Linked DNA regions of Mus musculus: region 2 is linked to region 1. Evidence: chromatin loops called from intact Hi-C (ENCODE). Cell type or tissue: heart. All regions are shown on one strand.

Region 1 (8,000 bases):
TCAGTCCATTGGTTGGGTGTAAGTGTCTACATCTGCCTTGGTCAGCTGCTTGTTGGGCCTCAAAATCTAAATACTTTTTTAAGTCTATTTTTTATGAATATAAAGCTTCAGAAAAAATAAATAAAAGAAGAGTTAGATGTGTACCAATATCCTATTTAATTCCTGATCCAGGAGAGGGATTGTGATATTTATATATGTTCAAGAGGAATAGAGGTTTTTAATTTTATAATCTTCAAACATTTAATATTTGTGTATTCCAATTAAATTTTCTATTAAAGTAGTAAATGTTACATTGTATCTTTGTTTTTGATGCTATCTTCAATGTTCCTACATGGATTCTGAATTTCGCTGACACAATGGTAGGGACATTGAGTAACAGGAAATGGTCATTTACCAAATTAAAAAAAAATCCTTCTACGAAATAATTTTATATGGACACTTCTTGTTCTTTTGTTGACCTTCCCTCGCCCTTAAGAAATCATGGAAATTTTAAGCTAACATTACAAGAACTGAGGACAGAAACAAATTGAAGTTGGAAGTACTTCAGCTTGGCAAATTGACATGCTGTTTTTGTCTTTATGTCTTTCAACTTTAACACCCACAATTTATTAAGTGAGACTCCGTGCCAGAGCGGAAGCCGAGGATCCTGTTTGGACACCGTTGAGGAAGGAAGCCGGGACTTTATGGGGCACCCCCTTCCTCTCAGCCGCTGACCAGGAAAGCCATCTTTCCGTATGAAAGCTATTCAATCTGAGAGGTGGGGTGCTTTGGGAAGGAAGATGACCTCTCCCTTGTAAAGTGGAATTGCTGTTTCCCCACCGTGACTTACTCAACGCATTTCCACCAGTGTTTATAAGACCACTTGTGTGAATGATTGTGGTGACAGCAATAGTCATTTAAAATATGGCTCAGATTCCTGGCCTTCCAATTTCCCAAGTTATTTGAATTATTAAGCACTAGAGTCACAATAGAATGTTGGACAAGCTCAGGCTGTGCTGAGGCTCTTTTAGAGTAGAGTGTGTTTTCTAAATGCCACAAGTGCCATCAGCCTGTCCACCACTACTGCTCTGTACAAAAAGCATGGCTGCCCTCAATCTGAAGACAGAACAAGGATTTCTTTAGATAGCGCCCTTTCAAGGAAGCCAAGGGCTTTCTGAGCTGCCATAGGAAGGGTTTGCTTAGATATCAAACAGTCCGGGAATGGCAGGTCGCTAGCATAGTACATGGAAGTGCTGGGACATGCAGGACGGAGGTCAGAGTGACTTGGTACTGTCAAAGTTGTGTAGGTAATGTTGTGTCACTTGATTTATTTGGGACCTTGACCTTAACCTCAGCTAAGATTTGATTTAATTAATTTGAGTTGTTTCAGGGCCAGAGAATCACTGATAGCTATATAATAAAAATTAGTTGCTTTAGTCATTTCCTTATGATTCTTCAATCTTCTTTGGGAATAATTTTATACTTAAAGGAAAAGTGTGAAGAAAAGAGAGTTCTCTATTTTCTTCCCATGCTAGCATCTTACATTACTGTGTTGCATTTGCCAGCACTAGAATGTCACCAATAGTAGTATGTTATGAGTAAGTAAACTTGGGTCCTCATTTGGATTTTAGCTGGTCCTTCATTAATATAATTTTTTCTCTTCCAGGAACTAGTTCATGGTACTAAATATATTTAATTATCCTAGTCTTTTCTGATTCATAACAGTATTATACTCTGTCATTTTTCCCCATAACTTGACAATTTTTAGAATTATTGGCAACAAATTTTGGAGAAAGTTCATCATATTTGAATATGTGGAAAAGTTTGGTCACCAGAATGGGGAGGGGTCCTGTTATCATATCATAATCTGTACCACTAGGTTTCTTTCAACATACTACTTTAAGCTGATGGTTGTTACTTTATCTTCTTATCAATTATAATCTCATTCTAAATTAAAAGTTGATTAATCTTTTAGTTAGTGCCTGAGTAATATTTTCTTCACCTGTAACCATATGGTGGTAAAAAAAAATGAGATCACTATAAAAACTGGAAATAAATTACCAAGTCATGTCAGAAGATATAAAATGAGTTGTAAAATCCATTTTTGCAGAGGCAAAAAAAAAAAATTAAATACCTTTCCAACTTTGTCAAAGTTAGTTGTTTTGGTTTTGCTATTGAAAACACACAGATCATAGCACTAATATATACTTTGCTTTTTATTCCTCGCAGATTAGAGATGGACAACCAAACTGTTATGTGTTGAAGAATAAAGACTTAGAGCAAGCTTTTAAAGGGCTTATTTACTTAGAGTTGGACCTCATATATAATCCGGTAAGTGCCCTCCCGGTGTGCCTCCCAGCTTCTCAGTACCTGAAACACATGGTGCTCAGCCTGTTCAGACTCAGATCAGTGTCAAAGATTTCAGGATTGAAGCTTGAGAATGGGTGGGGTGACTGTGTTTAAAACTCAGTCGTAAAATCCATGCTGAATGTTCCAGTTTTCAAACAGTTGAGCCAGCAGGATTGATGAGGCTTAAATTCACAATAGTCGAAAAGTCAAGGGAATAATTAAAAATAAAGGAAAGTCTTTGCATATCTATAGGTTCATAAATACTTTGTATATCTAAATGTCATCTACAGATTACATAAAGAGATGATACATTATATAAAAATGTAATCCACTCTAGAAACATAAAATTTATGTCACATATAATCTACATATAATATATAGTATATCTGTTTATTCTATGATAGGCAAGCTCTGCAGTCTCTAAAACAATGTATGTCATAGCTTTCATCTCTCTCTCTCTCTCTCTCTTTCTCTCTCTCTCTCTCTCTCTATATATATATATACACACACACATACACACACACACACACACATATATATATTTAATTGTCACTAGTGCTGAAATTGGGGTCAAGTCATCAATATGAGTGTGTGTTCTTCCCAGTTTCTTCCTCTTCTGCTCAAATGGACCATCTGTCCAGTCTGCAGGAGAGGTGACCTCTCCCAATCTACTACTTTCCTCTGGGAAGCACTTGTGTATAGATTATATGGAGATTATGCTATTTAGCCAAGGCATAAGTGCTGTCTCAGGTGGAAAACATGTTTGTTCACGGACACAGTGGAAGTACATTTGTCTTTCATTTTTTGAAGGTTTCCCTTTCTCTGCTGGTTTGAACACGTCAGTAAATTCCCCTGGGGCTTAGTTTTCTCCTTGTAAAGGAGCTACCGTGGCCCATTTGTGTGCTCTCTCAGGTCACTGGAGGTAATGGGATTGTCTGTGGAAATGTTTTAATGGACTGAGAACTGCCCTTCCTCTTTGAGGTACAAATGTCTAAAGTTTAGTTCAAAAATGAGAGAGGACATTTTCATCATTTAGATTAGCATGAAAATGTAGGAAGCTCTGTGTTGGTCCTGGTTTAAATACTTCTGTGGATATAGCCAAGTGGTGACAAGACCATCCATGGTCTAGCTTGGCTTATCAGGGACTGTATGGCCCCGAGACTCAGGAAACTGCCCAAGAAAGACTGGACCTACCACTTTCTGGCTCATGGCCTTTACCTGTGAGTTATAAGGTACGATTTTCTGGGATCTTTTCTCAGATACTCAGAGAGAGAATGAAGTCTATGCATGCTGCCCTTGTAACAACCATGTTTTTCTAGGTCAAAGCAAGTATCAGGACCTTCACTCCAAGAGAAAAACGCTTTGTGGAAGACAGCCGCAAGCTGTCCAAAAAGGTAGGTGGCGCCCACCAACTGCCCTCTGAGTACCTTTATTAGCCAGCGTCCAAGTACTTCTTAGTCATTGCTGGCTTTTATTTTATTTTTCCTCTTCTCTCTCACTCCCTTCTCATCTGGACTACTCATCTTTGCACTTCTTTCTCTTGTCTTTTCTCTCAAAAATGGGCCAGGTCAATGAGGAGTGGCATATTCCATATTCTTGGGAGGAAGGAGGGGGTGTGAGCTCTGCAGTGCGCTGAGGAGTTCTTTAAAAGAGACACCCTCAATGCCTTTGTCCCTTTCACTGGTGGCATTTCTCTTTCTCCCCTTCACAGATGAGGACAAGTGCTTTCTGCTCGTTCACTGGATGAAGGGATTTCCCAGTGGTCTAAGGAAGCTCCTAGCCTCAGATTCCCCTAGGGCTGAGGTTACTCTCTGGGTTTAAATTTAGGGTGTGCTTGCATCTTACCCCATATGGAATTAGCTGTCTTTCTTTCTGCTCATTGTCTGGAATTCTTCTCTTATCAGTTTAACAAAAAGTAAAGATCCAGAACTAGGGGGAGGATCTTCACATTAAAACTGAGTGGGGTTGGGGTAGGGGTGAACTATAAACCAAAAAACCCCATGACCTCTGCATTTCTTTCTTCTGAGCCCCTCCCTGTCCTCTTTAGATACAGGCCAGGATTTCAGCCAGTACCCATTGTTCCTCTTCGGTTGTGTAACAAAGAACAAAGTGTCCCCCCTCTAAAAATGTTTATTACTTCCACAGCTTCCTCTGGGGTGAGCAGCTGTGCATGACACAAAGCAGTTAAATATAAAGCCATCTTCTCTTCCTCTTGTTTCCCATGAACTTCTGGGCACCTTGCTGGGGAAGGGACTTAGCAGGCTTTTGGAGGAAAGTATCAACATGTTTTGGTTTTGGTACCACAGTCATTTGAGTGCAATAGTCATTGTGTGTAATCCGAGTCTATGTCCTCATTTTTATTATTATTATTATTTTTGTCTTTTGCTCTGTTTACTTGAAAGTTAAAACCTAAGTGGAGGTAGGCAGGGTGACTGCTTTGCAAGCAAATCAAAATACTGTGCCTCCCAGTGGGAGAAAAGACATTTCCTTTACAAAACAATGTTACCACTGGGGTGGCTTTGGCTCTGAGAATAGAGGGGAGATCTGGGACTAAACTCCCTGGGTGTGTCAGGACCCTCCTCCAGTGCTGCACAACACTGGGTACCCTAGGTTACAAAGTTGAAATTTTTACTTTTGAAACAAATATTTAAAACCATCTATTGTAGGATAGATAGGCAGTTCTCTAAAGACAAGAATTCTAATAACCACCTGTAAGGTTAAAGACAATGCCAGTACTACTTTGGGAGAAAGGTTGAAAAGTGTGTTGAAGATGATAGAGCTGGGAAATGGGGAGGGGGAATCTGGATTCCACTTCTACAACTATACTTTTTGGACTAACATAGCGATGATGCTAGGCCTGTCCTACTGGTGGTCTTTCCATCTGCGTCCATACTAAATAATAACTTGGCACTCATTGCAATTCTGTCTCTGTTTTATTCTTTTTTTGCGCTCTCTCTCTCTCTCTCTCTCTCTCTCTCTCTCTCTCTCTCTCTCTCTCTGCCACACCATGTACACACACACATATGTATGTGCTCTCCCATGCATGTGCATGCACACAGTATTCACACATACCAAATGCTAGGTTGCTGCAGTTCTTGTTTGACAGTTGAATTCTGTATTGTACACTACTAAAGCAAGCTTCTTTTTTTCTTTTACAAAATGAGCCTTAACACAGGTTGGATATGCTTGTCTCCTATGGATGACAATAGGAATATATATATATATATGGTACTGTACATAATATAATTTGAACAACTACAGCAGCTGATCTTAGGGAATATCCAGAGCATGTAAATCTAACTGTCTGTTTTTCCATCTTTTTATAAAAACAGATATTATCAAGAGATGTAGACCGTGTAAAAAGACTCACTTTGGCAATATGGAACACAGTACAGTTCTTCAAAAGCTGCTTCCAATGGGAGTCTACATTAAGGAGTACAATAGCATTTGTGGTAAGATTTTTCTTTTTAATGTTCAAATTATTTTCTGTTTATTTACATACATTCATCTCTCTATAATGTAACATATGAGGTTAGCCTTTCAAAGACTGACTCTGAGTAAAGGTGACCCATAAGAATTCTTTTAAATTATTCAAAAGCTATCCATATAATATTTCTCGCTGAGCTTAAAAGAGCCAGTCTCTATATGTTTCTGTGGTGCTATTGAAGCATATTTATATAGTCTTTACCTGGCCATTAATATTTTTCAAAATGGCAGCTGGAAACAGTATGACTAAATTTCAACTGAGTGGTTCTACTTTAGTTTGTCAGCCAATCATTAAAAAATTCAATATTAAAAATATGTATACACATGAAGCTTTAGATACAATAGATCATGGCAAATTTAAATGGGGCTCAACACCATACTTGAGAAATACTTGTCAGAACATTGTTGCATTCTCATGAGCATAATAATATCATAGTGTCAAAGAGCTGCAAGAGATTGTTGAGTCTATCGCTGAGAGTCCATGAGTCCTTGAAGAACATCCTCATTTGCACCATAGCATTGCTTGGCTTCTCTGGCGTCTTTGCTCTCATTTGTAAAGGGACTGGTCCTTAAGCAGACTGATAATGTCTGCTATGGGGGAGATTAACATTCCAGATTCCTTTTATGTGTTTTGTATCTGGTATTAATGGTGAATTTCTATACAGTTTCTATACAGTTATATAAAAGATTGCAATATAGTTCTAGACTATATATATCATGATCCATGGCAAGTCAGATTTTCCTGTTTCATGTTGACAGTACATCCTCAATATTTTCTTTTGCATTGCATTTTCAACCTTAATTTACATGATGTGTATATTACATAAATATATATATATGAGATAATATAGCATAATAGTCACATATATAATATCTTATATAAATATATGTGTATTTATATATGAATACAAGATATTAGAGCTTCATTGTGATCTCAAAGTTATTTTCACATATTTTATAGAACCAATATGTCAACTCCATGAGAGACTTTTTCTTTGACAGTGGGTACCATTTTGATTGGATTATTTTCATTTTGCATCACTTCAGGACATCTATGTGTCTGTCATTGTCCTGACATTTTTTTAGCCATTTCGCTGTCTTACACCCGATTCAGCTGGTGGCTTCATATATCAGGCTCCTCTCCCACCTCCTCAGATCCACTTCCTACCCAGGTTCCCTTTCAAAACTTTCCATGGACTGTTGTGTACAGTTCTGGCCCTCAGAGGAAAGTGCACACAGTTGGTGTCTGCCTCCAGCCAGCACTCTGGCCAGCCATGTGAGGAGTAGAGGATCCCCCCCACTTTTTTTTTCAACTGAGTTCTGGCTCTGAGACTTTAGAAAAACAGATCTGTTGCCCTGGATTCAGTAAGGGGATGACAGAGATGATTAATGGGCTGCGGGGCTGATCTGAAGAAAGATTAAAACAAATGAAGGGAAACAGGTTGTCCGGTAAAGAGGACTTCTGGACAGGAAGGGAACCTTGACAGGGGGCCTCTCCTCCACTGCCTCTGCCTTGGCTGAGTCCTCTCTGCTGGGCACCACCTCAGAAAAGAACCTTCACCAAACTGTTAGAAAGAAACTGTGACAATGTGCCTGGGTAGCAAGGGCTCCCAGACAGACGGACAACAGTACCATCCTCTCCTAACTGATTTATTGTAGCCTAATATACAAGAATACCTGGGCTTATGAGACTGTGACAGGCTCTACTGTTTGCATGAAAGGCATATTTATGTCAATACATCACTGAAAAAAGATCAGGTTTAGCCACAAATACTGTAGAGTCAACTTGTACCCTTGTACTCGAACATCACAGATTCAACCATGCACAACTAAATATTCTTAAAAATTGCATCCACATGAAACAAGGACAAACATTTCTCTGTCTTTGCATCTCATATAAAACAGTATTGCAACTATGTATATTTGTTTTTCATTTTATTTTATGTCATAAGCAATTTAGAATGTATTTAAAGAACAGAATAATGTGTGCACACACACGCGCACACACACACCACAAACTTGCACATGTACGTGCATGTGCCAGTGTATATGTCTGTGTGTGTGTGTGTATTTGCTCTACTTCTTGTTAAAATTACATCATGAGAGAAAAATGACATCATGAGCAGCTAAGCTCTTTTTGACAGGGCATGTTTTATTTCTAGTGTAGTCTACAGGCTTGTTAGTTG
Region 2 (8,000 bases), 230 kb after region 1:
ATAATGTCAAAAGTTCAAAGGGTGGAGAGTTAAGAATTTTCACATGGGCAAATAAATGAGGTCTGCTGATTGGCTGGCCTTCACTCGGCTCTCCATGAAGTGTCTCCTTGGGACTAGGGTGATGTGTGGCTTTGATTCCCTGCTCTTGTTCTTCCATAACATGGTTTGGAATGTAGCCCAGTCCTAAGAGATTGGGGGTCACTCCGGCTTGATAGTGTAAGGTCAGAAAATGGAATGAAGCTCGGATATCTCAATTGAGATTTGAGTGTATATAAGTATAAATCAAAACCGAAAAATCCTTGAAGGGACACCTTGCAGCTGTCGCTACAAATGAAAGGTTTCAAAATAAGTAGATACAAGCATGTGGGGACGACTGCAGCTGATAATTCCCTGCTGGTCTTTCTAGAAGAATACCAGCGTGCAGATGAGCATTTAGAAGTCTAAGCAATAATGCTCAGTGAGTCTTTAATAAATCTTAAATTACTTCTTGAACAGTATTTTAGGTATTTAAAAAATCACCTTCATTACAGACCTTTCATGGTATTATAGAAATTTAGAAAATTTACTAGGAAGTCCAGTACATATCAGATTAACAGGACCATTTTTTTCTTGGAATATCATAATAATTTTACAGTTAGGTCATCCATTCAGAAAGAAACGAAGAAAGCTAGGGGATTTTTGTCTCCTTTTCCTCCTAAATGGCACTGTCTCATTTGGCTGTAGGATAGTCAGGATTTTATGTTTATTTAAACAGACATCTCTCTAGTTTATGGGCATATTCCAGGGAAGAACTGCATGTCGCTTCGAGTGTAGTTCTTATGGGCAAACACCTGATCCCCCTTAATAAAAGATAAAAGGGAAACAGTGCCCTTGCCGTACATTGAGACACCCCCCTTCCTGCCCTGCTGCCTGGCAGATCCAGCCTTATCAGTTGACCTTTCTTATCTGGCGCAGCATTGAATGTGCTGCACTCTGAACAGTGGTTGCAAGTGATGCCTCTAGTGCCACTTGAAAGCCTCTACTGCAGAACTTGTTTGCATTCAACAGTGTTTAGGATTATGGTTATAAGTCCCAGGGGTTTCAGAATACATGATAGTGTGTAGAACTGCTGTTCAGCTGAGCCAAAGTCACCTCTCCCTCAAGTAATGTTTCAAGGCAACATTTTCTAAGAACCTCATTTTAGGATCTCCTGCTATGCTCAACAAAGGTGGCTCCACTCATACGACATTATCTTTTGACAGGTCTCTTTAATGTATTTCTTGTCATTTGTGGTTTAGAAGAAGTCAATGTATCACATTTACACAATGAAGTTTGGGCACCTGCGTAGGGCCTCAGTGAATATTTTCCAAAAGGATTTTATGTCCAACACTGATCCTGAAGACTGTGAGCAGATTTTAGACTTAAGAGTGACCCGGGGTCACAGAAGTTTGAGATATGGTAAATTAAACTTAGTAAGTTATATTAAATGCAGAATCTCCCAGAACAGTTAATACCTGAGATTAGTTGCATGAGATTGCTGAACCAAACTCAAACTTGAGACTTTTCTAGATTTGTTTTATTTATTATTATTGTTGTTGTTATGATTATCATCATCGTCGTTGTCATCATCATCAGCTGCCGCAACAGTAGTTAGTAGTACTCATCTTTCTTGTGTTTTTGAGATAGTCTTTCATATTGTAGCATTGTCTGGGTTCAGGCATACAACATACAGCTTGCCTCAACCTCCAGCACGCTGGGACTATAGGCATGTGTCAACACGTGACTCTTTCTCCTACACTTAAAAAATTTCCTTCACTGTATTTAAGCAATGCTCTTTTTTGGGGGCCTATTTCCCTTTGCTTCATGTTCCAGGGGGTTTAGCAAATGCTGTGCTACATACTGTGGTTCTTGTCTTCCCTCTTAGAAGACGAAAACTGCCACGTCTCAAGATGGCTTATGTCAAGAGCAGGTGACATCGGAGTTTAAATTAGATTAACTGGCCTATAATTTTATTTAAGCCAAACTGAGAGGTTTTTTTTTAATTCCCATAAATGGACAAACTGTTATGTACTTGAAATGGAAAAGAGAAAGGAATCAAAGCGTTAAAACATGTGGACTAACCTCTTCAGCAGACACCCACATAGAGCTTCGCAAATCATTTAAAATGTGACAAGGAAAAAGAAAACCTGATCAAGTGACTGTCCAAATAATTATAGTTTATTCTTCAACTTTTCCTCATTGAAATCACGTTGTCACAGAGTAGTCATCTTGACACGACTAATTATTGCTATGCAAGAAGAGAGAAAGAGAGAGAGAAAAAAATCTTTAAATTGTAGTTTAACTAATTCTCGTCTTTGAAGAAATCACTGAAACAAGGGGTCTGTGAAGAATAAAAATCTCCCCTCTCTCTTCTTCGACTCTGGTTACTCAGGACTCTGCCATCCCCTCAGGAACCTCTCCTGTGACTCTTCATCTGTCACCTTGACCCCAAGTGTTAGCCATCTAATTCATCAAAGACAATGTGCCACACTTACAGAGAAAAAGCATATTGAGCTGGGTTAGTGTCAAAAGATGACAAGAACCAAACCTGGCCCTGCCATCCAGAGGTGAGTTCTTTACTGCACACTCACTCTCTTCTGTCTCAACCTCTTTGCCCGTGGCATGTTTCCATGAGATCAGATGACACCACGGATTCCTTGAAGCTAGAATGGCACGTGCTGCTCTGTCTATGAGCAGCATCCTCAGTCTTCCACAGGAAGCAAGGCAGTGACACCTCAATTGTTAGAGATAACTTCAGGGTAGTCAATGATTGGTTAACTATGGTCACATTTGCCCTTAATGGAAATGGTCCTGAATTGAAAGAGGGGGCAAGATTCAACTCCATCTCCGAGGAGTTATCTGAATATGTGTGCACTTGATACTGAGCTTTGACTAGGAACAAAGAGAAATTTCCATTCTGAACTCTGTCCCAGTTGATAGTGCCCAAACTAAACACAACTAGGAATCGTTCTCAGAATAACTAAGCGAATACTTTCCACATATCCATGGCTCCTGTGTACCAATGGCAGTGGTTGGACTGAGATCAGCTCTAGTTTGCAAATAGGAAAAGGAGATTCCACATTCTGCATGGTCCCATTGAAGACTTAGGCATTAAATCGCTCCTCGAATGGGAGCATTATAGACCAACCAAAGGCTTTTCTTTTTCTTTCTTTCTTTCTTTTTTTTTTAAAAAGAATATATATAGATTTCCACTTTTACATAATCTCAAATCAAGGAAAAAGCAAACAACCCATTGAAAATTAAGTTGCCTAAACTATTCCAACAAGCACGGTTTCAGGTGGCCTGTATAAGGATGCTTTTCTTCCCAAGAGAGTTATGAGACCCTTCCAGGGAACTTGTTCTAGGCGATAAGAATGAGGCCAGTGTTTGTTGACATTAAAAGGACATGGCATCCGCACCAGGCCAGAGAAGGGGCTGGTTGCACAAATTAAAGTCAAGCATATCACAGCCAGATTAGCAGAGCTGAGTTAGCTGTCTCCCATTTCTCTCCTTTTCTTTTTCCTTTTGCTTTTTTTTAACATCTCTAAATAAGTGTGTGTGTGTGCTTGTGTGTGTGTGTGAGAGAGAGAGAGAGAGAAAGAAAGAGATATTTGTTTTGTGTCATCATCCTTTCTCACCTTTTCCTGTTCCTATTTCTCTAATTACATGGGGATACCATTTACAATAAAATATGAGGAAAAAAATTAAATCAAGATGGCTACTTAATCTGCATCTGACTTGATCTGGCCACTAGGAATTTTGACCTAAATACACAGTGGAAATGGAAAGCTCCTGAAAAATGATAATGCATGCAAATTATGTTAGCAAAAATGATTCTGTTGTTATGAAAAATTAGACAAAACCAATATGCTGGAAGGTTTTCTTTCTTTCTTTTTTCTTCTTCTTTTTTTCTATCTTAAACAGATTTGAAACTCACTGGAGCCGCCTCTTCGTGTACTAGAGGGTTGCGCTCAATGGGTCAGTTCACCCATGAAGAGCTTTAATTGCTTGATATTTTAAAGGAATTTTCTATTTTATTAGTAGAGGGAGAAGGGCAAGAGCGAGGAGGGAGAGTCATTTGTGTGGGAGAACTGAAAGCTGTATGTGGGAAGCTTGAAAGTTTCAAATACAACATCCTTAATGAACAAAAATTTCATCCTCACAACAGGAAGCTGATTTTGAAATCTGTCATGGTCTCTGCCACCAGAACAGGGGGACAGTTTCATGAGACAGGAGGGTTGTGAGGTAAACTCAAATTAAAAAAAAAAAAAAGTTAAGTATTAATTTCAGCCAAGCCAAAGGACAAAGCTAACACAACATTTTAGTTGTTGTTTTAATTTTTCCCACGTCAATTTCCTCCAGGAACACAGAATGGGAGGCTCACAGGCTTGAACAAGGAAGAATTGCAATACAAGCTCAGTGCGGCTGCTGTGGCTTCCTGCTCTCCTTCCGCACCCCCACCCATGACTTCCTTTGTTCCTTAACCATGAGGCAGCTGTTTCCTCTGGAATCATATTCCCCAGCTGACAGGTCTCTGCATCCCAGAACCCCCTGTCCAGAAAGCGCATCAACTCAGCCTGCTTCTCCCCAACCCTTCTCCCTCCCCATAGTAGCCCTATCCCCAGCCCTGGGTTCATGCTGACTTTCACAAGGGAAGAAATCAGGAAAAAAAAAAAAAAAAAGAATAGTGGCCCAAGCATTTGAGATTTTCATCTGCAACTGGCAAAGCAAGTGTTGTAAAATATTCAGGATCTCAGGTCTCAGACTGGGAAAATGTTTCCAGAGCTGTCTTCTGTGAACCAAATGTTGCTCAGCATCCGTTTCCTAGCTGTCTTGTAAAATTAGTGCTTTGGAGCACACACATCAGTATAGGAACTATTGTTTGCCAGAAACTGGGACACAGCTCAAGGTAGGAGGTACACTGTGTTGTAAGTGGTAGTTCTTCCTGCAGGATCTTAGTTTTATTATGTATTTATACTAAAACTTTGGGGTAAATAAACAAGCAATAGAAGAAGTCTCGTGTATTATATATATTGAAAAGGGAAGCATTCTGAAAGCATAAATCCATACTTATATCACTGTGAAAGTTTGGAGCATTTATCATCTGTCATAATATGTTGGTAAAATGTGAAATAAGGAAGAGTAAGGTATGTGTATGTTGATTAATGCAAGGTAAGAAAATGAAGCAAGAAAGGTTCACGTTAGCTGGGGTTCTCCAGAGAAACTGGACTGATTGGAGTGTGCTAGATAGGTAGACATTTATGGGTGATAATGTTGGAAAGAATAGATAATGATAGGAAGGTGGAGGATGGCTATAGGTACATTATAGATTAGTTACAGAATTATTACAATGATGATAGAGGAAAGATACATAAATGACAGATTGATGATAGATATAGATGATAGATTGATAGATGGATGGATAGACAGATGGATGGATGATATGTGAAGTGATGTCTCTAAGATAAATGAGAAATGAATACATATGTATACATACACATAAATACAGAGGTAAAGATCTGTTACAGAATTGAGTCACATAAGAACACAAGGAGTCCCACTATCCTGTGTGTACAAGTTGGAGAACCAGGAAAGACTAGAGTATAATTCACTCAATCAAGAAGGATGATGGTGTAAGTTTGGTTTCGACTACAAAGGCTGGGAAATACAAAGTTACAAATATCCCTGGCATCTAACAGTCCCATTTTGAGCAAAGAGAGCTGTGTTCTTCTCCCACTTCTGTTTTGGGGGACCCTCAGAGTTAGATGATGCTCCACCATACTGTGCAGGATAACTAGTCTGTTTAGTAGTTCATATGTTGAGGTCTTCTGGAAACAGCCTCACAAGATTACCCAGAAACATTTCTGTAGCTGTCTGACAAATGCCTCCATGAAGAAACAATAGCAGAGATACTCTGTGAACTGGCAAGAAAGTGAAAGTGATGAGACACTGACTTAGTAAAAGACCCATGAGTGAAGGCACACGTTTTGGACTGAGGATGGATCTTGGAAACGACTGGGCAGCTGCTTCATCACCTGTAGGGAAGAGTGAGTTCTAGGGTAGTACGTGTGGAGCTCCAGATCCCACAGAGTCCTGAAGGAGAGCCACAGGCAGGGCTCGTTCTCTGGCTGGCCATTGGCACCACTGGGTTTCTGATGGTTTTCATTCTTCCCCTCTCTGTAGCCTAGGAAAGCAGTTTCATGTAGTAAGATGTTAGAAGTCTATACTTATACAGCAGAAGAATCCATGACTTCAGAACTCACCTTTGTCACTTATTAGCTAAACAACTTTAGGCCATTCATTAGAAAGTCCCTGAGCCTCAGATTTCTCACTGTTAAACAGGAAATGAATTGCATTGCCATAGACTAAGGTAAAGATTAATCATGTGCTCAAATTGTTGCATAAATGTTTGCTCTATAATAATCATTATAAAAGAGTACAATTGCTTTTTATTATGGTTGTTGATGTTGTTACTAAGGAGCAGGGTATATTTAAGTTATTTGAAGAACAACCTAGTTAGAATCAATATGTTCTCCATAAAATGCAAAGAAATTAAGTTGAAGAGTTAGAGATATCAACGTTGTAAGTCCATTGGATGACAGATGATTGTTTTTGTGTAGTAAGAAGAGGTTTTAGAGCCTTGGTGTTTGTTAAATTATGAAATTTTTCTTAAAATCCATGAACTAATATAATAATTTTGAATTCTTAATGTTTATATGAATTCAATACAATTTACAATTATCACATAGTCATAGAGAAATATTCATTAAGAGTAGGGGGTGCTAGAGAAAAAGGAGAGGGGTGGAATGGAGGTTCGTGCAGGGGAGACCTGGAAGGGGGATAACATTTGGAATTTAAGCAAGCAAAGTGATTAATAATAATAATAAAGAGTAGGAATGCTTCAGCCAAGTTACTTGACATAGGATTCTGCCACACTACAGGATTGAGCCAAGATATGTCATTCACCTAAACCTTGTTTTTCTTATTTGACAAATGAAGATAAGAGTTTTTTTTTTATTAGATATCTTCTTTATATACATTTCAAATTTCAAATGCTATCCCAAAAGTTCCCTATACACTCACCCTGCCCTGCTCCCCTACCTACCCACTCCCGCTTCTTGGCCCTGGCATTCCCCTGTACTGGGGCATATAAAGTTTGCAATACCAAGGGGCCTCTCTTCCCAGTGATGGCCAACTAGGCAATTTTCTGCTAAATATGCAGCTAGAAACATGAGCTCTGGTGGTACTGGTTAGTTCAAATTGTTATTCCACTTATAGTGTTGCAGACACCTTCAGCTCCTTGGGTACTTTCTCTAGCTGAGCCCTGTGTTCCATCTTATAGATGACTGTGAGCATCCACTTCTGTATTTGCCAGGCACTGGCATAGCCTCATACGAGACAGCTATACTAGGGTTTCTTCATCAAAATCTTGCTGGCATATGCAATAGTGTCTGAGTTTGGTGGCTGATTATGGGATGGATCCCCAGGTGGGGTAGTCTCTGGATAGTCTATCCTTTAGTCTTAGCTTCAAACTTTGTCTCTGTAACTCCTTTCATGGGTATTTTGTTCCCTGTTCTAAGGAGGAACAAAGTATCCACCCATTGGTCTTCCATCTTCTTGATTGTCTTGTGTTTTGCCAATTGTATCTTGGGTGTTCTATGCTTCTGGGCTAATATCCACTTACCAGTGAGTGCATATCTAATGACTTCTTTTGTGATTGGGTTACCTCACTTAGGATGATATCCTCCAGATACATCCATTTGCCCAAGAATTTCATTAATTCATTGTTTTTAATAGCTGAGTTGTACTCCATTGTGTAAATGTACCACATTTTCTGTATCCATTCTTCTGTTGAGGGACATCTGGGTTCTTTCCAGCTTCTGGCTATTATAAATAAGGCTGCTATGGACATAGTGAAGCATGTGTTCTTATTACCAGTTGGAACTTCCTCTGGGTATAAGCCCAGGAGAGGTATTGCTGGA

What was found. Hi-C counts contacts between places; a loop is a spot of excess contacts. Peaks named below come from ENCODE experiments on the same cell type or tissue, not always from the same donor. Only the 100,000 strongest peaks of a DNase experiment are listed, where the experiment ranks them.
Region 2: it touches region 1 in a loop (7-fold over the local background); 2 of 42 quality-filtered maps call a loop at or near these places.

The regions. Positions count from the first base shown.
Region 1 is chr7:72,158,920-72,166,919 of GRCm38, reverse strand. It overlaps Mctp2 (multiple C2 domains, transmembrane 2), which reads left to right. Exons shown (of 23, transcript NM_001024703.1): 15 at 2,209-2,310; 16 at 3,648-3,722; 17 at 5,661-5,780. Among named protein-coding and RNA genes, the nearest start is that of Gm36696, 52 kb to the right of the region's middle. In heart, no CTCF peak of the experiment used is centred here; DNase peaks (open chromatin) are centred at 669 and 4,429.
Region 2 is chr7:71,933,367-71,941,366 of GRCm38, reverse strand. 4930441H08Rik (RIKEN cDNA 4930441H08 gene) reads right to left here. Exons shown (of 3, transcript NR_130995.1): 2 at 6,054-6,202; 3 at 2,176-2,266. Among named protein-coding and RNA genes, the nearest start is that of 1700011C11Rik, 24 kb to the left of the region's middle. In heart, no CTCF peak of the experiment used is centred here; a DNase peak (open chromatin) is centred at 4,506.